Regions from separate parts of the Homo sapiens genome. Here region 1 is linked to region 2. A link is an interaction called in ENCODE POLR2A ChIA-PET data of the cell type or tissue named here. Cell type or tissue: Caco-2. All regions are shown on one strand. Each heading gives the region's core, and the rest is flanking DNA. Links, peaks and the distances in the headings are about the cores only. Region 1 has its middle 24 kb from the start of CDK5RAP3. Region 2 overlaps SNX11 (sorting nexin 11).

Region 1 (16,124 bases), core at 11,146-15,145, 120 kb before region 2:
TCTGACATATTATGATCATGTGGCTTACAAGTTAACACAAAGGAAGAGTCTCACGAAGCACAAGAAGTTTGGGAAGAAAATTGGGGTTAAGTCAGCTTTTTAAATGGACTGATGGCCAGGTGGGGTGGCTTACGCCTGTAATCCCAGCACTTTGGAGGCCGAGGCGGGAGGATCACTTGAGCCCAGGAGTTCGAGACCAGCCTGGGCAGAGTGCCTGCCTACCCCGAGGATCATTTCTGGGCCTCATCTCTCCTCTTTCACTGTTTGGTTGAGGACATTTCTGGAGAGGAAAGTAGAGGGCTATTGTCCCATCCTTTTGGAGATATCATTGCTTCATAGAGTTAGGTTTGCTATCAAAGCTGGGGCCTCCTCCCTGTCTGAATACCACCATCTGCTGGGCTTTGAGCAAGCCGTTCTGCCCTCTGAGCAATCGGGCCCGAGGAGCTGCGTCCAGGGTAGCTGTCCCGCCTGGCAGAGCCTGAGCCCAGCAGGAGGGCATCAAGGCTGCTGCAGGCGTGTAGAGCCCGGGGGCACCAGCTGACCCGGATCTGCCTGTGTCCTCCAGATGCCCTTCCTCCCTGGTGACTGCCAGGGCCTCTCTGAGTAAATTGGCCCTGAGTAAACTCTTACTTAGCCAGCCCGCCACCCTCCTCTCATTCCCCAGGCTTCAAAGAAAACCAGTTTGAATATTTAAACTTCTCCTGTGTATCTAATAAAAAGTTCTGCACTACTTAACGCCCCAGCTATCCATTACTGTCGGGAGCTGCTCTCTCCCTCCCAGCATTCCCCTCCCTCCCTCTCGCCCAAACCACGAGCATGGCAAAGCCATTTGTCAAACCGCTCCCGCCACTGGCTGCGCTTGGCTGTGTCTGAAAGGACAAGCCGCCCCACAGGGGAAGGTGGGAATGAATAAAGGGGCTATGCAAATTGCTGCTTAATCTGCAGAGAAACACCCAGGCTTTGGGGAGACGCTCATTACTTCTTTTAACTGTGATTAACGGGCAAATTAAACCCAAGCCCTTAACTCTCTCCTGGCAGAGGACTTGAACGCAGAGCCCTGGGCCAGTGAGGTTGGAGGGAGGTAGTTGCATCTGTACCTGGGGACCAGGACCGAGGAGCATCCGCACTGCCCCTTAACCCTGGTAGAAGGGAGGGGAACCCCAAATGCCTGAGGGCAGACCCAGCACAACTAATCTTAAAGCACAGGGAAGGAAGAACTTAGTTCTTTCAGAAGACAGTTCTGTCTGTCATTCAAGAAAAAGCAAAGTCAGGTTGGGCATGGTGGCTCATTCCTGTAATCCCAGCACTTTGGGAAGCTGAGGCAGGTGGACTGCTTGAGCCCAGGAGTTCGAGACCAACCTGGACAACATAGCAAAACCCCGTCTCTACAAGAGATACAAAAAATTAGCCGGATTTGGTGGCCTGCACCTGTAGTCCCAGCTACTGTGGAGGCTGAGGTGGGAGGGTCACCTGAGTCCAGGAGGCAGAGGCTGCAGCGAGCCAAGATCACACCACTGCACTCCAGCCTGGGCGACAGAGACCCTGAATCAAAAAAAAAAAAAAAAAAAAAGTAACATGGAGGACAGGCACAGTGGCTCACACCTGTAATCCCAGCACATTGGGAGGCCAAGGCGGGTGGATCACTTGAGGTCAGGAGTTTGAGGCCAGCCTGGCCAACATGCTGAAACCCCATCTCCACTAAAAATACAAAAAAAAAAAAAAGCAAAGTCACTGGTCCCTTGAATTTGCTTCCATCCTTCCCCTCCCCCCACACACACATACACACACACACAAAAACCCTGGGAGAATTTCTTAGACCTCAAGTGCCAAAACATGTCAAGGGTGTGGCTAAAGTGGCTTTAGCCACAAACTGAGTTGCTGGTCAGACCAGCCCCAAGTCTGGTGCTGGAAAAGTGTGTTTAAGGAGCCTCCAGATGTTCAACTCCAAAAATGACCTTGAGATGTATTAACCAGGGAGGTGAGGAAGCAGGAGGTGGGGGAGCTGAGTGTGCTTCTGGAAGGGGAGACACTGGGAATGGCCCTGCGCTGGCCATACGGGTTACAAGCACACACCCTACAAGGGGTCAAAGAGCCAAGGCAGCTCTCTTCATTCCTTATCCATCTGTGGGTTTTGGTTTTGGTTTTGAGGTAAGACATACATAGAATAAAATGTATCATTTTAACCTTTTTTGAGCGTACAGTTCAGTGACATTCACATTGCTGTACCACCATCATCACTATCCATTCTGTTTTTGCAGAATATTGAGCCATCCTAGGAGACCTGTAATCACCTCTAACAAACAGCAACAATGGAGGCAGGGCCCTGTAGCTAGAAGAGTTCTGTGTGAAATCCAGAAAATTGGAGAACGCCCACAGGAGCCCCGGGAGATTGAAATAGAGGCCTGCCGTTCAGGAGGCAGGTTTGGGAGGAAATCCTGCAGAGATTCCCCATTAAACACAGATTTCCCCTAAGCTTGAGCGATTAGGAGGTGAAAGATGACATACAATGGTGACAGACTGTCTGTCAACCTGATAGGGCCGAGGAGAGACACGGCCCCGTATTTTATTTTGTCGTGGAGTCGATCAGTAGGTCTGTCATAGAAACTAGCCCTGACAGCTCGCTCAACAACTCTGCTCTCTTTTCTTAACTCTTGAAGCCCAGCTCCACCATCTATTAAAACATCCTGGGCTGTCAGGGATATTAAAAGGCTCTGTCACTCTTTCTTAAAACAGTCATAAATACAATCTGGACACCAGCATTTGGGCAGGAGCCCCAGCATTGAGTGGGAAGAGGCAACAGCAGGTATGCCTGCCTTTCTTGACAGCCTGGGCTTTGGCATTGTTCAAATAGGGACCATGGACTTACCTCCTTTTTCTCTCTGTAGATGGAGGAATCATGGCCTTCTCTGATATCATGGATGCCTGGTATTTTGAAACAACTGTTCTTGACCACAGGATGTAGTCTTTGGTAAATGCAACCACAACTCTCAGCTTATCTCTGGCTCCTCATGCACCTAAACCACACCTGTTCCGAATGCCTACCTAAGGGAGTCTGGTTCCCAGGCCACCCCAGCTGGTAGGAGGGGGAGGAGGAACAAAAAGGTAATCAGAGTCTGAATTTTCCTCCACAATGGAGTTTGCCTCTTTCCCACTTCCATTCTTCTTGCTCCATGCAGCCTTGTAACTGACCCACCTTGCTAAAAAAGGTCTTTTGGGTGCCAGAAACTGACATGACACTTTGCAGGTGGGCTCCCAAGAGTGCAGGCTGGAACTTATGACCTTGCCAATTGGAGGAGCCCAGTCATCATCTCTAAATCTTTTATTTATTTATTTATTTAGACAGTCTTGCTCTGTCGCCCAGGCTGGAGTTCAGTGGCGCGATCTCGGCTCACTGCAACCTCCACCTCCCAGGTTCAAGCAATTCTCCTGCCTCAGCCTCCCAAGTAGCTAGGATTACATGCGTGTGCCACCATGCCTGGCCAATTTTTGTGTTTTTAGTAGAGACGGGGTTTTGCCATGTTGGCCAAGCTGGTCTTGAACTCCTGACCTCAGGTGATCCACCCGCCTCGGCCTCCCAAAGTGCTGGGATTACAGGCGTGAGCCACCGAGCCTGGCCCCATCAACTTCTGTGTTGACATCAGGGCAGTGCAGCACCAGGGAGCCTGGCATCTTAAGATGTCCTGTCTTTTGCCCACCAGTGTCCAGTGTCCAGAATCACTTTTCACCCCAGGACTTTCACTTAGCTTTGGATATTTTAAAACTACAGACTATGTGTTTTTCCCAACTGAGTTATCTTCTCAGCAGCTTTCTTCAAGTATTTTATGCCAAGAAGGGTCAGGCTTTTATGTTTTCTTTCCATGACATTAAATCCCTACTTTATTCCACTGTGTGGCCTCAGAGGGCAGAACTAGAGCCCACCTGTGGAGGTAACAGGGAGATGGATTTCCACCTGATATAAGGAAGCCCTTTCTGACAACCAAAAATGCCCTGCAAGGGCACAGGTGGGAAAGTCACATCACTGAAGACCTTAGGCTGACATTGGATCAATATCTGGTGGGGACACTGCTGAGAGTGGGAGGTTGGGTCAGATGACTCTGAGTCAATGATTTGGGTACTTGGTATGTCCAGAGGCTGGACGAGGCCTAGCAGCTGTTCACCAGCTGCCTTCCATGTGGCCATCTTGCAATTTAATCCCAGATGGTGGGACCCCTCACCGTCAAAGGTCACAGGGCCAGCTGCAGGGTAGTGGGCAAACCCTTCTTTGCCCCGGTAGCCCCCAGGCAGTGTCTGTGACCCAGCAGGCAGGATGTGGAAAGGAAAGAATGAGAGATGAAGCTGAGAGATCCCACCAGCGCCTCTGGTTGAGAAAGGCAGGCGGGAGCTCTGCCGGCTTCCCCTCCCCCTTTCACTTCACCCCCTCCCTGCTCCTTCCCTGTTTCCACCTGCCTTTCACTCTCTCTCCCTCTTTTGCTCTCTTCATCCCTCCCAGAGACCTCCCCCAATCTCCATGGCAATAAAAGGGGAGGTGGGGTGGGCTGTGCCCTGTATTTTTAGTTGCACCATAATAGCCCCTTTCTCTGGAGACACAGGGGCTGCCTGTGGAACGAATCTCCCCCTGCCCTTTGGCTCACAAAGGGCCAGGGAAGCCCCTTCAGCCTGGGCCGCCCTCTGTGACCCCGGCCTGTTTCCGGGTGGGGTGCACTTCCAGCCCTCGGGGGCCTGCAGCTGGGCCTCTCTCACGGGATCCTGCACACAGGCAGGGTCACCCCGGCTGACCTCCCCCGAGGACAGAGGTCAAGCCCCCTCTGGGGTCTCTGAAGTGATTGGAAGGGAGCCCAGGCAGGGGACAGGGGGAGGGGCGAGGAGGAGGGGACCTTCTCTTTTAATGTAAAATTAAATGACTCCCTGTGCCTCCCTGTCTGTGCCTATCTCAGGCTGGGTCCCCTGGCCTAGGACCTCACCCTTGGGGATCCAGGCATCTTAGAAATGAGTTAAACACCCTGCACTGGGGCTTGGTCAAACCTGAGTCCAGAGTATTAGAATAATAAAATCCCGGCAGGGCGTGGTGGCTCACGACTGTAATCCCAGCACTTTGGAAGGCTGACACGGGCAGATCATGAGGTCAGGAGTTCAAGCCCAGCCTGGCCAGCATGGTGAAACCTTGTCCCTACTAAAAATACAAAAATTAGCCAGATGTGGCGGCATACACCTGTAATCCCAGCTACTTGGAAGGCTAGGGCAAGTGAATTGCTTGAACCTGGGAGGTGGAGGTTGCAGTGAGCGGAGATCACACCACTGCACTCCAGCCTGGGCAACAGATCAAAATTCCATCTCGAAAAGAGATAAATAAATAAAAATAAAACCCTGGCATGGGAAATGGGAGGAACTCTGTAGGGCATCTGGGCCCGCAGAGTCAGCCCTGGATTTGAATCTGGTATTTGCTTGCTACCATGTGGCTTGAGACACTTCTGAGCCTTGATATGCTCATCTGCAGAGTCAACATCACAAGGTTAAGGCTCGAGTGAGATAATGCACATAACATGTTTCTTTGCACAGTGCTTGACTCCTAGTAGTTACTCAGGGTCCCACAGCTGTGACACTATTAGGCAGGAAGGAGTTCTTAGGCTTCAAAAATTCACCCGCTTAATTGAGGCTAGGGCATCCCCATTTCAGACCTTTAAAGATAGAGAAGCCACCATCCCCAGAGAAGAATAGTCAAGGCAGTATAGTGGATGAGAATCCAGGCTGGGAAGTCAGAGTGGCTGGAACTGAATTGACTATGTAGGGTTATTATGAAAATCAAACATGTTAACACATGAAACGTGCTCAAAAGGGAACTTGGCCCTTCACCCCCACTATATAAATGTTATTATTATTATTATTGATTTATTATTATTGGGTCTCTGTGGATTTTCCAGAAGACTGCTTATTTCAAATATGTAAAGCCCCTGTCCCTACAGGTTCCCCCTCTTTTCCATGTCACACAGCATGTTCTGATTCCCAGCAAGAAATAATATACGATCACTCTGACTTCGTTGGCTGATGAAAAAAAAATTCATTTTGTCCATGTAAATAGCACCTCTAAACAAGGGACACAGCTAACCCAGAAGGGAGTAATTGGCCCCATATAAAACAAGGCCAAGTGAAAGATACGAGTTCTGAAAAGCCGAAGGAGGTCTGGCGGGAGCTGCCGACAGCTCTTCTAACCTGCCCAACTTATTACTGGAATCATTTCAAGAGATAATTTAATGGTCTCCCTCTGTGTGGCCCTGTTCACTCCTGAAGGGAAATATATAAATAAATAAACAAACCTAACTACCCCAACCAACCCATGCTTTATGAGAACATCGCTTGCTTGTTTTTAATGGCACAGTTATTAATATAACTGTCCCGGCACCTCCCCTACATCTGATCACTGCTGAATTATAAGCCTTGAATCCTGATTGTGGTTCCCATGACTGCAGACGTTTCCACACTGTCCTGATGAGAGGAGAGAAGCAGCCCTCCACATGCAGGGAGGACTCAGAGGCTGGAGCGGGGACCTGCTGCCCTATCTGAGAGCATGCAGAATTTGGGGGACAAGGCTGAAACATGGAGCAGGAGGGGAAGAAAGGCGTCTGTAAGGTGTGATGAGGAAAGCTTTGGACTGAGGTCAGGAGACCTCAATTCAAAACAATCACTAGCTCTGGGATCTAGCTCAACCTCTCATCTGCCTCAAATAAATAGGAATCTTATTTTATATTTTATTTTTTTTTGAGACAGGGTCTTGTTCTGTTGCCCAGGCTGGAGTGCAGTGGTGTTAGCTCAGCTCACTGCAACCTCTGCCTCCTGGTCTAAAGGGATCCTCCCACCTCAGCCTCCTGAGTAGCTGGGACTACAGGTGCGGGCCATCACACCCAGCTAATTTTTTGTATTTTTAGTAGAGACAGGGTTTTGCCATGTTGCCCAGGTTGGTCTCAAACTCCTGGACTCAAGCAATATGCCTGCCTCGGCCTCCCAAAGTGCTGGGATTACAGGTGTGAGCCACCTTGCCCGTCTAAAACAGAAATTTTAAGAAATTCCTTTTCCCTTTGCTGTTTTTAAACACTTACAATGTGCCAGGCATCGTTAGCAAGATCTTATTTAATGCAGTCCCATAACCACCGTGTGTGGAGACTGATTTAATCCCCATGTAGTAGATAAGGAAACTCAGACTCTGAGAAATTAAGAAACTTGCCCAGCTGGTAAGCAGGGACGCTTGTTGACAGCCTGGATGTGCCTGACTGCAGGGCCCAAGCCCCTAACTACTAGGCTACACTGCCTTCCTGGGAAGTAACAGCTGTCCATCCCACCTGGCAGGATGGAGAGAGTCAGATGAGCCTATCCAAGTGAAGGGGCTCCATCACCTGTAAGCAGTATCATATGAGGTGGCTACAAGGCTTTCCCAACGGAAGGCGAGGGAGGCTGGAGTCTGATACACTAAGATTAGAGGCATGGACAACAAGAGCAAGCTGCAAAAGGCAGCAGCAACATCCCAAAGGGGACTGAATGAGTGACAAGCAGGCCACACCATTCCAACATTCACTCCAGAAGAAAGCTTTATTTCCTTTGACAACTGTGGATAGACAAGGAAAGGGGAGAATGTTCTCGTGTTCTGTGACTTCCTACCTCCATCAGAGGTGTAGTTAATTCTCATCTTACCGGGTCATCCTCAGGTACTTTGAGATGAGCAGGGCTCTGGTCTAGTTGAGTGGGGTGGACATGGCTGTTTCAGGCTACCCAGGACCCTGACACCACACGGAGAAGCCTCACTGAGTTCAGCCACAGTAGGGAGTTGGTAGAGCTAGGCATAAAGGCATAGAGGTGGCCAGGGGACAGACCCCCACCTTGCCCAGATTTGCTGGCACCAGAGGCAGCCTGAGGCCCAGGGCAACCAGGTGGCTGCTTGGTATTCTGCTCAGGCACCGCTGCATCCTGCCTCCTGGCTTCTCTGCTAGAGGGGCCTCCTCCCCCAGCCCAGCCTGGGCCATGCATTATCCTTGCAAGATTGAGGACCTAATGGAGGCGATCAGCACCCCCAGAGCGGGGGATCTCCATCCAGGCTTGGGAAGGAGGGCAGAGTAGTGCTAGTTGGCTTCTTTGCCCACCCTGAGATCGGGGTGTACTTGAGGGGGTCCCTGGAACTGGGGGCATTCTCTGCACCCCATCTTTGGGGCCTCTGGACAACCTCTGTCCAGGAAGCCACATTGCAAAAATTTCTCTCCTTGTCTCCATAGGATACCTTTGACATTCAGGGTCCCTTTGGGGAGACCCAGCCTCTTGAAGCTTTCTGCTTGCTCTGAGGAGGGGACACTCCCACCCTTACCCCACCCCCTCTCCTGACTGCCAGCTGGCCGGCGTGGGAGCCGGGCTTCCACTGCCCATTGTTTCTCAGCTCTCCTCCCATGGTGGCGGGGTGAGCCTCATCCCCCAGGTCAGGAGCACAGGGCAGCCCCTCCCCCTTCCCTCCCTGGGCTTCAAAGGCCCAGAGGGACTAACCCTTGTCACCATGGGGCCTCCCCTCTGGGAGCCATGATGGGGGCGGCTGCCCCCAAAGCAGCATTCAGTGGCTCCCTGGGAGTGAGCCGAGCAGGCCGGGAGGTGATCACAGGCATGTATGAGGTCAAACGAGGGAGGTCCCAGGCAGACGGCTTGGGAAAAGCTTGGGGATGGGAGAGAGGCAGCAAAGGTGATTGCAGTAATTAAAGCAATGAGCCCGCTACTTCCAAGAGGAGCTAATCCTAGCACAGCCCAGGACCAGGTGCTGTGTTTCCCATGTGCCGCGTCATTTCTCCTCACAGAAGCTGCGTAATACCAAAGCTACATTGCACACATGGAGAACATCAAGCTCAGAGAGGTTAAGTAATTTACCTGTGTCCCACAGAAAGGACCTGAAAAGGACTTGGACTCATATTATTTGACTCTGGAACCTTACTCCTAACTACTGTGCCAGGTGCTGAACTAGGCAACTGGGAGGGAAAACAGAATGGGTCCTGGGCACCCATCTTCAAAACACTCACCTGACTTCATACATGTCTGCAAAATGTGTGTTTCTTGCCAAAGAGCATCCAGGCATCCAAGAAGCAATGTTTTCACTGAGCCTACAAATATAGAAATTTCTCCCTCTTCTTTTCAGCTCTCCTTCCCCTTCTAAGTGTCTTTATTCCTCTTCTTCCCAGGCTAACATTCTCTCCTCCCACCATCTGCTCCCAAGGTGGCTGATACTGCCCACCTTGCTTCCCTGGGGATGGAGGGGTCTGGGGCTCATCCCTCCCCCAGGTGCTGTAATTTGTGAGGCTGCCCAACTGGAGTGGACCCAGGGCCTCCCAGACTGCCCTCCCGCCACTGTGAGTTGGCTGGCCTCTGCCCTCTGCCCTCTTCTGCCATTAACCCTGTCACCTGCCGGACATCAGCCTCCAGGCCCAGTCTGTCATCCATGGCCAAAGATGGATGGGGGGCGGCTGGGAAGCATAAGCAGCGACCCCTTAATGAGATCTGGCGGGGGAGGGCTGGGCTCTATCAGGCAGCAGCAGGGCCAGGTTGGCGATAACAGGCTCTTGTGGAGCGTGACCCATTTTCCTTCTGGAGGAGAAGACAGTCGGGTGAGAAGCTGCAGGACAGGTTTGGGGGACGGGTCACAGGGTTCTTTTACCACCCACCCCTATCCTCCTTCCCCTCTTCTGGCAAACCAGACTCGGTAGATGGGCAGAGGCTATGGAAAACAGATGACCCCCACTTCTCATTCCTCCTCTTTGGCACGGTGACCCCAGCTCCTAAGGAAGAAACACGGACACAAGGAATGACTAGGACACAGGAGACCAGATACCAGGCTGGGGCAGCCCCAGTCAGCCCTGGGAGATGTCAGAGAAACTGGAGGGAGGGGGCCTTTGTGGGGTGTCTATGGAGTGAGGAGCATCTTCAGAGGTGCAAGGAAAGGGCCTTTGTTGAAGCTGGTGAAAGAGTGGGATGCAAGGGTTGGGGGAGAACCATTATTGCGTTACTGGGTGGTCTCCCTACCATTTCCCCCCACGGTGATTCATGGCATTTTATTTAATTTATTTATTTATTTATTTATTTATTTATTTTTGAGATGGAGTCTCACACTGTCACCCAGGCTGGAGTGCAGTGGCGCGATCTCGGCTCACTGCAAGCTCTGCCTCCCGGGTTCATGCCATTCTCCTGCCTCAGCCTCCAGAGTAGCTGGGACTACAGGCACCTGCCACCATGCCCGGCTCATTTTTTGTATTTTTTTTTAGTAGAGACAGGGTTTCACCATGTTAGCCAGGATGGTCTCGATCTCCTGACCTCATGATCCGCCCACCTCGGCCTCCCAAAGTACTGGGATTACAGGCATGAGCCACTGCGCCCGGCAATTCATGGCATTTTAAAAGAAAGAGATGCTGGGCCGGGCACGGTGGCTCAAGCCTGTAATCCCAACACTTTGGGAGGCCGAGGCGGGTGGATTGCCTGAGGTCAGGAGTTCAAGACCAGCCTGGCGAACATAGTGAAACCCTATCTCTACTAAAAATACAAAAAATTAGCCGGGCTTGGTAGCGGGCTCCTGTAATTCCAGCTACTCGGAAGGCTGAGGCAGGAGAATGGCTTGAACCCAGGAAGGGGAGGTTGCAGTGAGCCAAGATTGTGCCATTGCACTCCAGCCTGAGCAACAAGAGCGAAACTCTGTCTCAATAAATAAATAAATAAGATGCTGGAAAGTTCTAGACTTTCATTGTACAGATAGGGAAGTTGATGTCCAGAGAGCGGAAGAGATCCACCCAAATAAGTAGAAGAGCCAGAGCGAGAATCCAGGGCTCTTGAAGACCCAGGCCTCCGCTCAGCACTGCACCACGCTTCCTTCTTGCTCCTTACCCGGGAAGAAAATACAACAGCTGCTGAAATAATTATTCCTGGACTTGTCTAAAAGGGGTTATTCTTTCCCACTTCCTCCCCCACCCCCTCAACCCACATACAGTGCATTGCCCAAGGACTTTTCGTAGGTTTGGGAGAGAGACTTGGGGGAAGAGGGGTGAGGATGCTTCTTGTTTCATCCAAGTCAGAATGGGAAATAATTTACTCCCTGAGGACATGAACAGGGTTGGGTCAAAATAGGACTCTTCAAGTTTGAGGGGTTTGTTTGGGTTTGGTTTGGTTTTGCCCAGCAAAGGTTGGCTGCGAGACCCTTTGGCCACTTATTTTGACATTGGCCACTGTCGATTGCCCCCTGCGCTCCTGCCTGGGTGCTGCTGTGGTGATGCCTGTCTCCTCTCCTCCCTGCCTATGACAGTCCAGCTGAGTTGGATTGTGGAGTGTGGCATCTGGTGGTTCGGGGATCAGGGACTTTTGAATCTGGTCCTAGTAAGCTGTGTGGCTCTCAGCAACAATTAATCTTTCTAGGTCTCAGCTGCCTCATCTTTAAAAGGTAGTAATAGAAAAGTCTTCACACTTTTTTTTTTTTTTTGAGACAGTCTTGCTCCATCGCCCAGGCTGGAGTGCAGTAGCGCAATCTCGGCTTACTGCAACCTCCGCCTCCCAGGTTCAAGCCATTTTCCTGCCTCAGCCTCCCAAGTAGCTGGGATTACAGGCACCCACCACCACACCTGGCTAATTTTTTAAATGTATTTTTAGTAGAGACGGGGTTTCACCATGTTGGCCAGCCTGGTCTCAAACTCCTGACCTCAGGTGATCCACCTGCCTCAGCCTCCCAAAATGCTGAGATTACAGGTGTGAGCCACCATGCCTGGCCCACACTTCTTTTTAAAAAGAAGGACCAGGCTGGGCAACGGTGGCTCATGCCAGTAACCCCAGCACTTTGGGAGGCTGAGGTTGGAGGATCACTTGAGCTCAGGAGTTCAACACTAGCCTGGGCAACATGGTGAAACGTTGTCTGTACTAAAAATACAAAAATTAGCTGGGCATGGTGTTGTATGCCTGTAGTCCCAGTTACTCGGGAGGCTGAGGCAGAAGGATGGCTTGAGTTCGGGAGGCAGAGGTTGCAGTGAACTGAGATCACGCCACTGCCCTCCAGCCTGGGTGACAGAGCAAGACTTTGTCTTAAAAAAAAAAAAAAAAAAAGACCAGAACCAGTGCCATGCTGAAGCTGGCTTGCACTGGATCCTAAAAGCCAATTATGTGCATTTCCCAACTTTGCACTGGGATTTCCAGTTGGTGGCTTGAAATGGGCTTTTGTGGAAATATTTACACCACAGAAATAAGCAAAGGCTACAAATCAGGGCTTCAGCACTCCAAGTGAGAGCCAGCCAGTAAACTTTTAGCAGCACGACACTGGCCAGAACTCTAACATGTTATATAAAAACACATAAACAGGCTGGTCACAGTGGCTCATGCCTTTGGGAAACCGAGGTGGGCGAATCCCCTGAGGTCAGCAGCTCGAGACTAGCCTGGCCAACATGGTGAAACCCCATCTCTACTAAAAATACAAAAATTAGCCGGGCATGGTGGCGCATGCCTGTAATCCCAGCTACTCAGGAGGCTGAGACAGGAGAATCGCTTGAACCCAGGAGGCAGAGGTGGCAGTGAGCGGAGATCATGCCATTGCACTCTAGTCCGGGCGACAGTGTGAGACTCTGTCTGAAAAACAAAACAAAACAAAACAAAACAACAAAACAAAAAAACACACATAAACAGAACTGCTTTGGTTGGTTGAAACAAGGGTTCCCCACTCCCCTCACACACATCAAGCTTTGCCAAAACCCAGGACTTGAAGTCTGAGATTTGTGCCAGCTCTCAATCCTGTGAGTCTAAGTAACAGGCCACAAGAGGTGATGCAGGAGGAAGAATGACGAACAATGATGAGGCTTAGGTTTTATGACTGTATTTAGCTAATCGAGCCTTGTCTGTGTGGGCAAGTCAACTTTGATGATCCAGGAAGCACCTCTGGAGTTGCTTAACCCTGCAGGTCCCAAGGCCTTCTGGTGGCCTCGGCAGGTAGTGGCACCCTCCAGAGCAGTCTCTCACTAGCGGATCTCTCAGTGGGTGGCAGGAGGATGGCTTTAGGGGAGGGAATGTCACCCACCTCCCCACAACTGTGCCTCTGCCCTGCAGGGTGAAGGTAAATGAAGTGACATTTGAATCCATTCAGATACTGCAGGAGAATGAATGCTGAATGAATGAATGAATCCAGGGAGAGCTGGAGCCAAATAAGCTTCATCAATTTATGTGGTGGGGAGGATGCTAGCCAGGAAGTGGAGGCCAGTGTTCAAATGCAGGGCTCAAGCCATAGCTCCAGCAGTTCCTGACCATGACATTTTTTGTATTTCAGTACCGTTTTGTAGAATGGGGCTACTGAACCAGGCTTAAAATCGTATTTCAGTCTGGTCTTTATGATGGGGACGGTAGGGGTGAACATGGAGCTCTCATTCTGCATGTAGTGGAAGGGCCCACCCCGCAAGCATGTTTCGCTGCTATTTTTGCCAAGGTTCTGTGAAGATTTCAATATTCCCAAGCTTGCTATCTTTCAAGCCTAGTAGAATCAGCTGGGCTGATATCTTCTAGCTGGTGGGAAAAAATGCCAGCAAGCAAAAGAAAAGGAGAGGAGAAACAAATGTTTGTAACTGAAAGAAACCTGGCATTTAATCTAGTGATTTCTATCTGCCAATCATCAGAATTGTCATTACCTGGGACAATTTAAAAAGTACAATTTCTAGGCCAGGCGCGGTGGCTCACGCCTGTAATCCCAGCACTTTGGGAGGCCGAGGCAGGTGGATCATGAGGTCAGGAGATTGAGACCATCCTGGCTAACACGGTGAAACCCCGTCTCTACTAAAAATACAAAAAAATTAGGCGGGCAAGGTGGTGGGCGCCTGCAGTCCCAGCTACTCAGGAGGCTGAGGCAGAAGAATGGCGTGAACCCAGTGAGCCAAGATTGCACCACTGCACTCCAACCTGGGTGACAGAGCGAGACTCCGTCTCAAAAAATAAATAAATAAATAAAAATAGGCTGGGCGTGGTGGCTTACGCCTGTAATCCCAGCACTTTGGGAGGCCAAGGCGGGCAGATCATGAAGTCAGGAGATCGAGACCATCCTGGCTGACACGGTGAAACCCCATCTCTACTAAAAATACAAAAAATTAGCTGGGCGTGGTGGCGGACGCCTGTGGTCCCAGCTACCTGGGAGGCTGAGGCAGGATAATGGCGTGAAACCAGGAGGTGGAGGCTGCAGTGAGCTGAGATCGCGCCACTGCACCCCAGCCTGGGCGACAGAGCGAGACTCCGTCTCAAAAAATAAATACATAAATAAATAAATAATTTTAAAAAATAAAATAAAAAGTACAATTTCTTACCCTGCCTCTAGACATACTGATTATTAAAAATCTCCCGTTGGGGAGGGGTCTGGTGTTTGGGAACCAGCACACTCCCTCTCCTGACCTCCCACAGCAGAGGGTGAAGGCTACCACCAGCTGACCAGTCATAAGACTTTGTCTTCTTTCTGTTTCTAAAAGAGATTTCCTCATTTTCCCTTAGCAAATAGGGAAAGACCAAAAAAAAAAAAAAAAAAAAAGAGTTCTTTCCCACAGCTAACCTAAATCTTGGCTGCATTTCTAGGCCTCTCATCTGCATAATAACTTCACTGATGATTTCAGAGTTTGCTTTCTTCACCCTGAATGTTCTGGGTTTATTTCTTCATTCAATAAAAATTAATTCAGCACCTCCTACTCACCAGGTCCTTTAGTAGCTGTTGGGGAGATGAGCAAAATGGACACTATCCTTGGCTTTTGCATCTTATAGCCTTTTAAGGGAGTCAGACAGTTAAATTTGCAATGGTGGCTCATGCCTATAATCTCAACACTTTGGGAAGCCAAGGCAGGAGGATCGCTTGAAGTCAGGAGTTTGAGACCAGCCTGGGCAACATAGTGAGACCCTGTCTCTACAAAAAATTAAAAAATTAGCCGGGTATGGTAACACATGCCTGTGGTCCCAGCTACTTGAGAGGCTGAGGTGGGAGGATTGCTTGAGCCTGGGAGGAGGTCACGGTGCTTCAGTGAGCCTTGATTGCACCACTGCACTCCAGCCTGGGCGACACAGCGAGACCCTCATCTCTAAAAAATAATAATAAAAAAAATAGCATGTCAGGATGTCAGGCTAGGGCAGATGTTGGGATGGTAAGATGGGGTGGGGCAAAGCCTCCTGAAGAAATGAAGGGTCGGGTATGGTGGCTCATGCCTGTAATCCCAGCATTTTGGGAGGCCGAGGCAGGCGGATCCCTTGAGCCCAGGGATTTGAGACCAACCTAGGCAACATAGCAAAACCCCATCTCTACAATAAAATAAAATAAAATAAAATAAATAGCTGGGTGTGGTGGCGTGTGCCTGTAATCCCAGCTACTCAGGAGGCTGAGGCAAGAGAATTGCTTTAGCCTGGGAGGTGGAGGGTGCAGTGAGTGGTGTTTGTACCACTGCTTTCCAGCATGTAGCAAGAGAGTGAGACTCAACTGGAAGGAAGGAAGGAAGGAAGGGAGGGAGGGGAAAGAAGGAAAGGAGTGCTAATTTGCGGACTTAGGATAAGTAGCAGTTAGTCCAAGGATGTGGAAGGGAGGGTGGAGAGCAAAGATCCTGGCAGAAAGACCAGCATATGTGGGGCTGAAGGCAAAAAAACAGAGAATGCTTGACAAACTGAGTGAAAATTCATACAGTCGGGCACTCTGCCTCACAAATCCTTCTGTCATTTCTACAGTTCTCCCAGAAACCCCTTGAAACTCGCCTGTGACTCTCTAGGCTCCCTGGAGTCCAGAGCAAGACAAAGAACTTTTGTCTGATCAGCTGAGATATAATGAGAATGACCCCCAGGTTCCTTATTTATGCATCCGGCATGCAGCTTGCTTTTGTAAGAATAGCACTGTATTGCTGACTCATAGTCAGCCATGCATTTTACAATAATCCCACAATGTCTGCCCTGGATTTTCTTTCTGCCTAACTTCCTGTTCAGCCTTCTTTTAAAAAGCCTTGCCTCTGTGCTCTCTTTTTACTTATCTCTTTCTTTGAAATGGATCACGTCTAGAATTTGTGGGTTTCAGGGAAATCTGCCATCCCAAGGGTCCTTCTCCAATGAAATTAAGGTCAAATTGAGATTTGGAATTGAAAGCTGATTAG
Region 2 (6,697 bases), core at 1-4,000:
AACATACCAGGCACTAAGGAAATTGGGAAATATGTTGTTTCTTTTTTTGTTTTTTGGGTTTTTTTTTTTTTTTGATGTAGGGTCTTGCTTTGTTACAGAGGCTGGAGTGCAGTGGTGCAATCATGGCTCACTGCAGCCTCAACCTCCTGGGTTCTAGCAATCCTCCCACCTCAGCTTCCCAAGTGGCTGGGACTACAGGTGCATGCCACCACACTTGCCTAATTTGGAAAATATTTTTGTAGAGATGGAGGTCTCCCTATGTTACTAGGGTGGTCTTGAACTCCTGGGCTCAAGCAGTCCTCCTGCCTTGGCCTTCCAAATTGTTGGGATTACAGGTGTGAGCCACCAGGCCCGGCTGGGAAATAATGTTTTTTTTTTTTTTGAGATGGAGTCTTGCTCTGTTGCCCAGGCTGGAGTGCAGTGGCATGATCTCATCTCACTGCAACCTCCACCTCCCAGGTTGAAGCAATTCTCTCTGCCTCAGCCTCCCAAGTAGCTGGGATTACAGGTGCCCACCACTATGCCTGCCTAATTTTTGTATTTTTAGTAGAGGTGGGGTTTGTCCATGTTGGCCAGGCTGGTCTCAAATTCCTGGACTCAAGTGATCCACCTGTCTCGGCCTCCCAAAGTGCTGGGATTACAGGCGTGAGCCACCACTCCTGGCTGGGAAATATGTTCTTTTTTTTTTTTTTTTGAGACTGAGTTTTGCTCTTGTTGCCTGGGTGCGATCTCGGCTCACCGCAACCTCCACCTCCCGGGTTCAAGAGGTTCTCCTGCCTCAGCCTCCTGAGTAGCTGGGATTACAGGCATGCGCCACCACTCCTGGCTAATTTTGTATTTTTAGTAGAGATGGGGTTTCTCCATGTTGGTCAGGCTGGTCTCGAACTCCTAACCTCAGGTGATCTGCCTGCCTTAGCCTCCCAAAGTTGCTAGGATTATAGGCGTGAGGCACCATGCCCAGGCCTTCTTTTTTTTTTTTTTTTTTGAGATGGAGTCTCGCTCTGTCGCCCAGGCTGGAGTGCAGTGGTACAATCTCGGCTTACTGCAACCTCCGCCTCCCGGGTTCAAGCAGTTCTCTGCCTCAGCCTCCCGAGTAGCTGGAATTACAGGGGGTTACCACCATGCCCAGCTAATGTTTTGTATTTTTAGTGGAGGTGGGGTTTTACCATCTTGGCCAGGCTGGGTTTTTTTTGCTTTTTTTTTTTTTTTTTGAGACAGAGTTTCACTTTGTTGCCCAGGCTGGAGTGCAGTGACACCCTCCACCTCCCAGGCTCAAGCAATTTTTGTGCCTCAGCCTTCCGAGTAGCTGGGATTACAGGCGCCTGCCACCACGCCTGGCTGACTATTTTGTATTTTAGTAGAGATGAGGTTTTACCACGTTGCCCAGGCTGGTGTCGAACTCCTGAGCTCAGGCAATCCACCCATCTCCACCTCCCAAAGTGCTAGGATTACAGGTGTGAGCCACTGCGCCCAGCCTGGGCAGGCTGGTCTTAAACTGACCTCATGATCCACCTGCCTTGGCCTTCCAAAGTGCTGGGATTACAGACGTGAGCCACCATGCTCCGCCTTTTTTCTTTTTTTTTTTTTTTGAGACGGAGTCTCACTCTGTTGCCCAGGCTGGAGTACAATGGTGTGATCTCGGCTCACTGCTACCTCAGCCTCCTGGGTTCAAGCGATTCTCCTGCCTCAGCTTCCCGAGTAGCTGGGATTACAGGTCCCTACCCCCACGCCCAGCTAATTTTTGTGTTTTTAGTAGTGACAGGGTTTTACCATGCTAGCCAGGCTGGTCTCGAACTCCCAACCTCAGGCAATCCGCCTGCCTCGGCCTCCCAAAGTGCTGGGATTACAGGCGTGAGCCACCGCACCCGGCCAGATATATGTTCTTAAATCATATTTTCAAGTCAGTGAAAAAAGTAGAATCTAATTTCGAGTATTTTTACCTAACAAAGCCATACTAACATCAAAAATATTTTTCTTTCTTTATATGCATATATGTCTAGAGCTCAACAAATATACAGCTAACATTTTAAACAGTTTAAATCTGCTTATCAGAAAATTTTAAGCACCTGGACTTATTTGACAGCTAGTGTTTCCATCCACTTCACATGTAAAAATAATGATTTTTTTTTCTCTTTTAATACAGAGGTCCTTTTCCAGAGACATATGAGAGCCTAGGGAAGGCAGTTATTATTTACTCCTCACACCCACCTGCCAAATAAGTCCTGAAAGTGGAGAGAATTACAACAGTGATTTTGCTGTAGGATGGTCACTGAATACTCAGTGGTGATAGGTGGCCTGTTGAGTGACCAAGTCAGTTAGTTAACATGTGGAACTGATGAGGCTGTTGTCCTGGGGCAGGCCCTAATAAACCAGGTGAAACTCCGTTCCCCTGACAAATCCTATATCCTCCAGCCTGGCCTGTTTTTTTTTTGTTTTGTTTTTCTTTTTCTTTCTTTTTTTTTTTTTTTGAGACAGAGCTTAGCTAAGTGAGCCTCTGCCGGTCGCGGTGGCTCACGCCCAGCACTTTGGGAGGCTGAGGCAGGTGGATCATGAGGTCAGGAGTTCAAGACCAGCCTGGCCAAGATGGTGAAACCCCATCTCTACTAAAAATACAAAAAACTAGCCGGGTGTGGTGGCAGGTGCCTGTAATCCCAGCTACTCAGGAGGCTGAGGCAGAGAATTGCTTGAACCTGGGAGGCAGAGGTTGCAGTGAGCTGAGATTGTGCCACTGCACTCCAGCCTGGTGACAGAGCGAGACTGTCTCAAAAACAACAACAACAACTACAAAAAAATGTGAGCCTCAGCAGCCTCAAACGCCTGGGGTCAAGGGATTCTCCCACTTCAGCCTCCCAAGTAGCTGGGACTACAGGTATGTGCCACCATGCTCAGCTAATTTTTGTATTTTTTGTAGAGAAAGGTCTCACTTTGTTGCCCAGGCTGGTCTCTCAAACTCCTTGGCCTCAAGTGATCCTCCTACCTCAGTCTCCCAAGTTGTTGGGATTACAGTTGTGAGCCACTGCGTCCCACTCCAGTTTCTTCCTTTTTAAAAATAATAGTTGATGGTGGGTGTGGATTTCTTTTTTCCTTTTTTTTTTTTTTTCTGAGGCGGAGTCTCGCTCTGTCACCCAGGCTAGAGTGTAGTGGTGCAATCTCGGCTCACTGCAACTCCCAGGTTCAAGGGATTCTTCTGCCTCAGCCTCCTGAGCAGTTGGGATTACAGGTGTACACCACCACGGCTGGCTAATTTTTGTATTTTTAGTAGAGTCGGGGTTTCACCATTTTGGTCAGGCTGGTCTCCAACTCCTGACCTCATGATCTACGTGCCTTGTCCTCCCAAAGTGCTGCTATTACAGGTGTGAGCCACTGCGCCCGGCCTTTTTTTTTTTTTTGAGATGGAGTCTTGCTCCTGTCTCATCCTGCAGGCTGGAGTGTTTGCAGTGGCACGATCTCGGCTCACTGCAACCTCCACCTCACAGGTTCAAGTGATTCTCCTTCCTCAGCCTCCTGAGTAGCTGGGATTACAGGGGTGCACCACCATGCCCTACTAATTTTCTTTTCTTTTCTCTTTTTTGTTTTTTTTTGAGATGGAGTTTCGCTCTTGTTGCCCAGGCTGGAGTGCAATGGCTTGATCTCAGCTCACCACAACCTCCGCCTCCCAGGTTTAAGTGATTCCCCTGCCTCAGCCTCCCGAGTAGCTGGGGATTACAGGCATGTGCCACCACGCCTGGCTAATTATGTATTTTTATTTTTATTTATTTATTTATTTAATTTTTTTTTTTTTGAGACAGAGTTTCACTCTTGTTGCCCAGGCTGGAGTGCAAGGGTACAATCTCAGCTCACTGCAAGCTCCGCCTCCCAGGTTCACGCCATTCTCCTGCCTCAGCCTCCCGAGTAGTTGGGACTACAGGCGCCCGCCACCACGCCCGGCTAGTTTTTTCTATTTTTTAGTTGAGATGGGGTTTCACCGTGTTAGCCAGGATGGTCTCGATTTTCTGACCTCGTGATCCCCACCCACCTCGGCCTCCCAAAGTGCTGGGATTACAGGCGTGAGCCACCGCGCCTGGCTGTTTTTTTTTTTTAAAGGAGAGATGAGGTTTCACCATGTCGCCCAAGCTGGTCTTGAACTCCTGAGCTCAAGTGATCTGCCCACCTCGGCCTCCCAAAGTGCCAGGATTACAGGCATGAACCATGGCACCAAGCTGGGAGTGGGTTTCATAAACAACATAGTGTGGCTCGGCTTGGTGGCTCACACATGTAATTCCAGTGCTTTGGGAGGTTAAGGAAGGAGGATCACTTGAGGCCAGGAGTTTGAGACCAGCCTGGGCAACAGAGCAATACTGTCTCTACAGATACATAAGTAAACAAATAAATAAATTAGGTGCACACAGTGGCACGTACCGGTAGTCATAGTTATTCTGGGAGGCTGATGCAGGAGGATTACTTCATCCCAGGAATTTGAGGCTGCGGCGAGCTATGCTCACGTTTATGCTACTGCACTCCAGCCTGGGCAACCTGGAGAGAGCAGCTTGGAAAGCAATACCTTGTCTCTAAAATCAAACAGACAAAAATAATGTATCAGCATGGGTTTTATAGTCATAGATCTGGTTCTGATATGAGCTTTGCTGCTTATTAGCTGTGTAACAGTGAGACATTTACTTAACTTCTCTGATCTGAAGTGAGTTAATATCTTTCTCACGGGGTTTTGGGATGACTAAATGAAATCATGTTTATAAAACATTTAGCACAGTCTGGCTTGACACTTGGCATGCAGTCAATGTTAGCACCACCCCTTATTAAAAGCTAATTGGGGCCAGGCACGGTGGCTCATGCCTGTAATCCCAGCACTTTGGGAGGCCGAGGCAGGCAGGGATCACGAGGTCAGATCAAGACCATCCTGGCTAACATGGTGAAACCCCGTCTCTATTAAAAATACAAAAAATTAGCTGGGTGTGGTGGCCTGCACCTGTAATCCCAGTTACTCGGGAGGCTGAGGCAGAGAACTGCTTGAACCCGGGAGGCAGACGTTGCAGTAAGCCGAGATTGTACCACTGCACTTCAGCCTGGGCGACAGAGCGAGACTCCATCTCAAAAAAAAAAAAAAAAGCTATTTGTATTGATTAGACCTCTTTTTAAGGGATTTCCTTGATCAGAGGCCGGAATGACTATCTTAGATGTTACACTTATCATGGGTGTTATATCATGTGGCTGCACAGGCCTGTTCCTGAACTTCCTGGGAAGTCAACCTTCTTCGGCACCTCAGATGAGTTCATTGAGAAGCGACGACAAGGTCTGCAGCACTTCCTTGAAAAGTGAGTGGACAGAACGGCTGGTGCTGGCCACCAAGGGTGGAGGCAGGGGTGGAGGAATGTGCCAGGCAGGATGGAGCTCCCTGCTCAGGTAGCCAGAAGTTCTTAAGAGGATGGGGAATGGAGAGCAGTTCCTCAGGGTGATGCTCTGTGTTGTGCTACCTGTGTTTTTCCCAGGGTCCTGCAGAGTGTGGTTCTCCTGTCAGACAGCCAGTTGCACCTATTCCTGCAAAGCCAGCTCTCGGTGCCTGAGATAGAAGCCTGTGTCCAGGGCCGAAGTACCATGACTGTGTCTGATGCCATTCTTCGATATGCTATGTCAAACTGTGGCTGGGCCCAGGAAGAGAGGCAGAGCTCTTCTCACCTGGCTAAAGGAGACCAGCCTAAGAGGTAACTGGAGTACTCTTTGAGATAGCAGGGGCTAGGTTTGCTATAACCTGGACCAGAGAGGTGTCCATTTGTTAGGGAAAGTAATGTCATAGCATTGGTAGCCTTTCACAACCTTTCTTGTTCTTTGGGTGCGTGGCTTTCTATCCAGGTGGGTCTGTGTTAACCCACCACTGGGTAGCAGGGGCTCCTACTGAAACCTGGGGAGAAAGAAGGGAAAGCTTTCTCATTTATTCGGTTTTTTATTCCTCCTCCCTCCCTTTTTATTTATTTATTTTTTTGTGTGGAGACGGACGCTCACTCTTTCACCCAGGCTGGAGTGCAGTGGCGTGATCTCGGCTCACTGCAACCTCTGCCTCCTGGGTTCAAGCGATTCTCCTGCCTCAGCTTCCTGAGTAGCTGGGATTACAGGCAAGTGCCACCACACCTGGCTAAGTTTTGTATTTTTAGTAGAGACGGGATTTTGCCATGTTGGCCAGGCTGGTCTCAAACACCTGACCTTAGGTGATCCGCCTGCCTCTGCCTCCCAAAGTGCTAGGATTATTGGCATAAGCCTGGCCTAATAGCTTTATTGACACACAATTTACCTGCCATAAAGTTTACCTTTTTAGATACAGTTCAGTAGTTTTTAATATAGTCACAGGGTTGTATAACTGTCAGCCACCACAGTCAATTTTAGAACATTTTCATCACCCCGAAAGAAACCCTGTACCCATGAGTAGTGACTCCCCTGTCCTTCCCTCCCCCCCAGCTCCTGGCAACCACTAGTCTACTTTCTCTGTCTATGCATTTGTCTATTTTGGACATTTACACAAATGGAGTCATATGATTTGTGGTCTTTTGTAACTGGCTTTTTTCATCTAACAATGTTTTCAAGGTTCATTTGTATTTTATCATGTGTCATTACTTCATTACTGTTTTTTTCTCTTTTTTTCCCCCATTTTTATGGCTAAATAGCAGTCCATTTATATGGTGCTATATACCACATTTTGTTTATCCATTCA

Evidence for each region. Peaks named below come from ENCODE experiments on the same cell type or tissue, not always from the same donor. Only the 100,000 strongest peaks of a DNase experiment are listed, where the experiment ranks them.
Region 1: POLR2A ChIA-PET joins it to region 2 with 6 read pairs; 4 of 35 experiments call an interaction of 5 or more read pairs at or near these places.

What each region holds. Positions count from the first base shown.
Region 1 is chr17:47,986,913-48,003,036 of GRCh38, forward strand. No RefSeq gene overlaps it. Among named protein-coding and RNA genes, the nearest start is that of CDK5RAP3, 24 kb to the left of the region's middle. RefSeq lists an enhancer at 8,099-8,697. In Caco-2, for the core only: no CTCF peak of the experiment used is centred there; a DNase peak (open chromatin) is centred at 12,949.
Region 2 is chr17:48,113,491-48,120,187 of GRCh38, forward strand. It overlaps SNX11 (sorting nexin 11), which reads left to right. Exons shown (of 7, transcript NM_013323.3): 5 at 5,214-5,309; 6 at 5,484-5,696. Among named protein-coding and RNA genes, the nearest start is that of SNX11, 9.1 kb to the left of the region's middle. In Caco-2, for the core only: no CTCF peak of the experiment used is centred there; no DNase peak of the experiment used is centred there.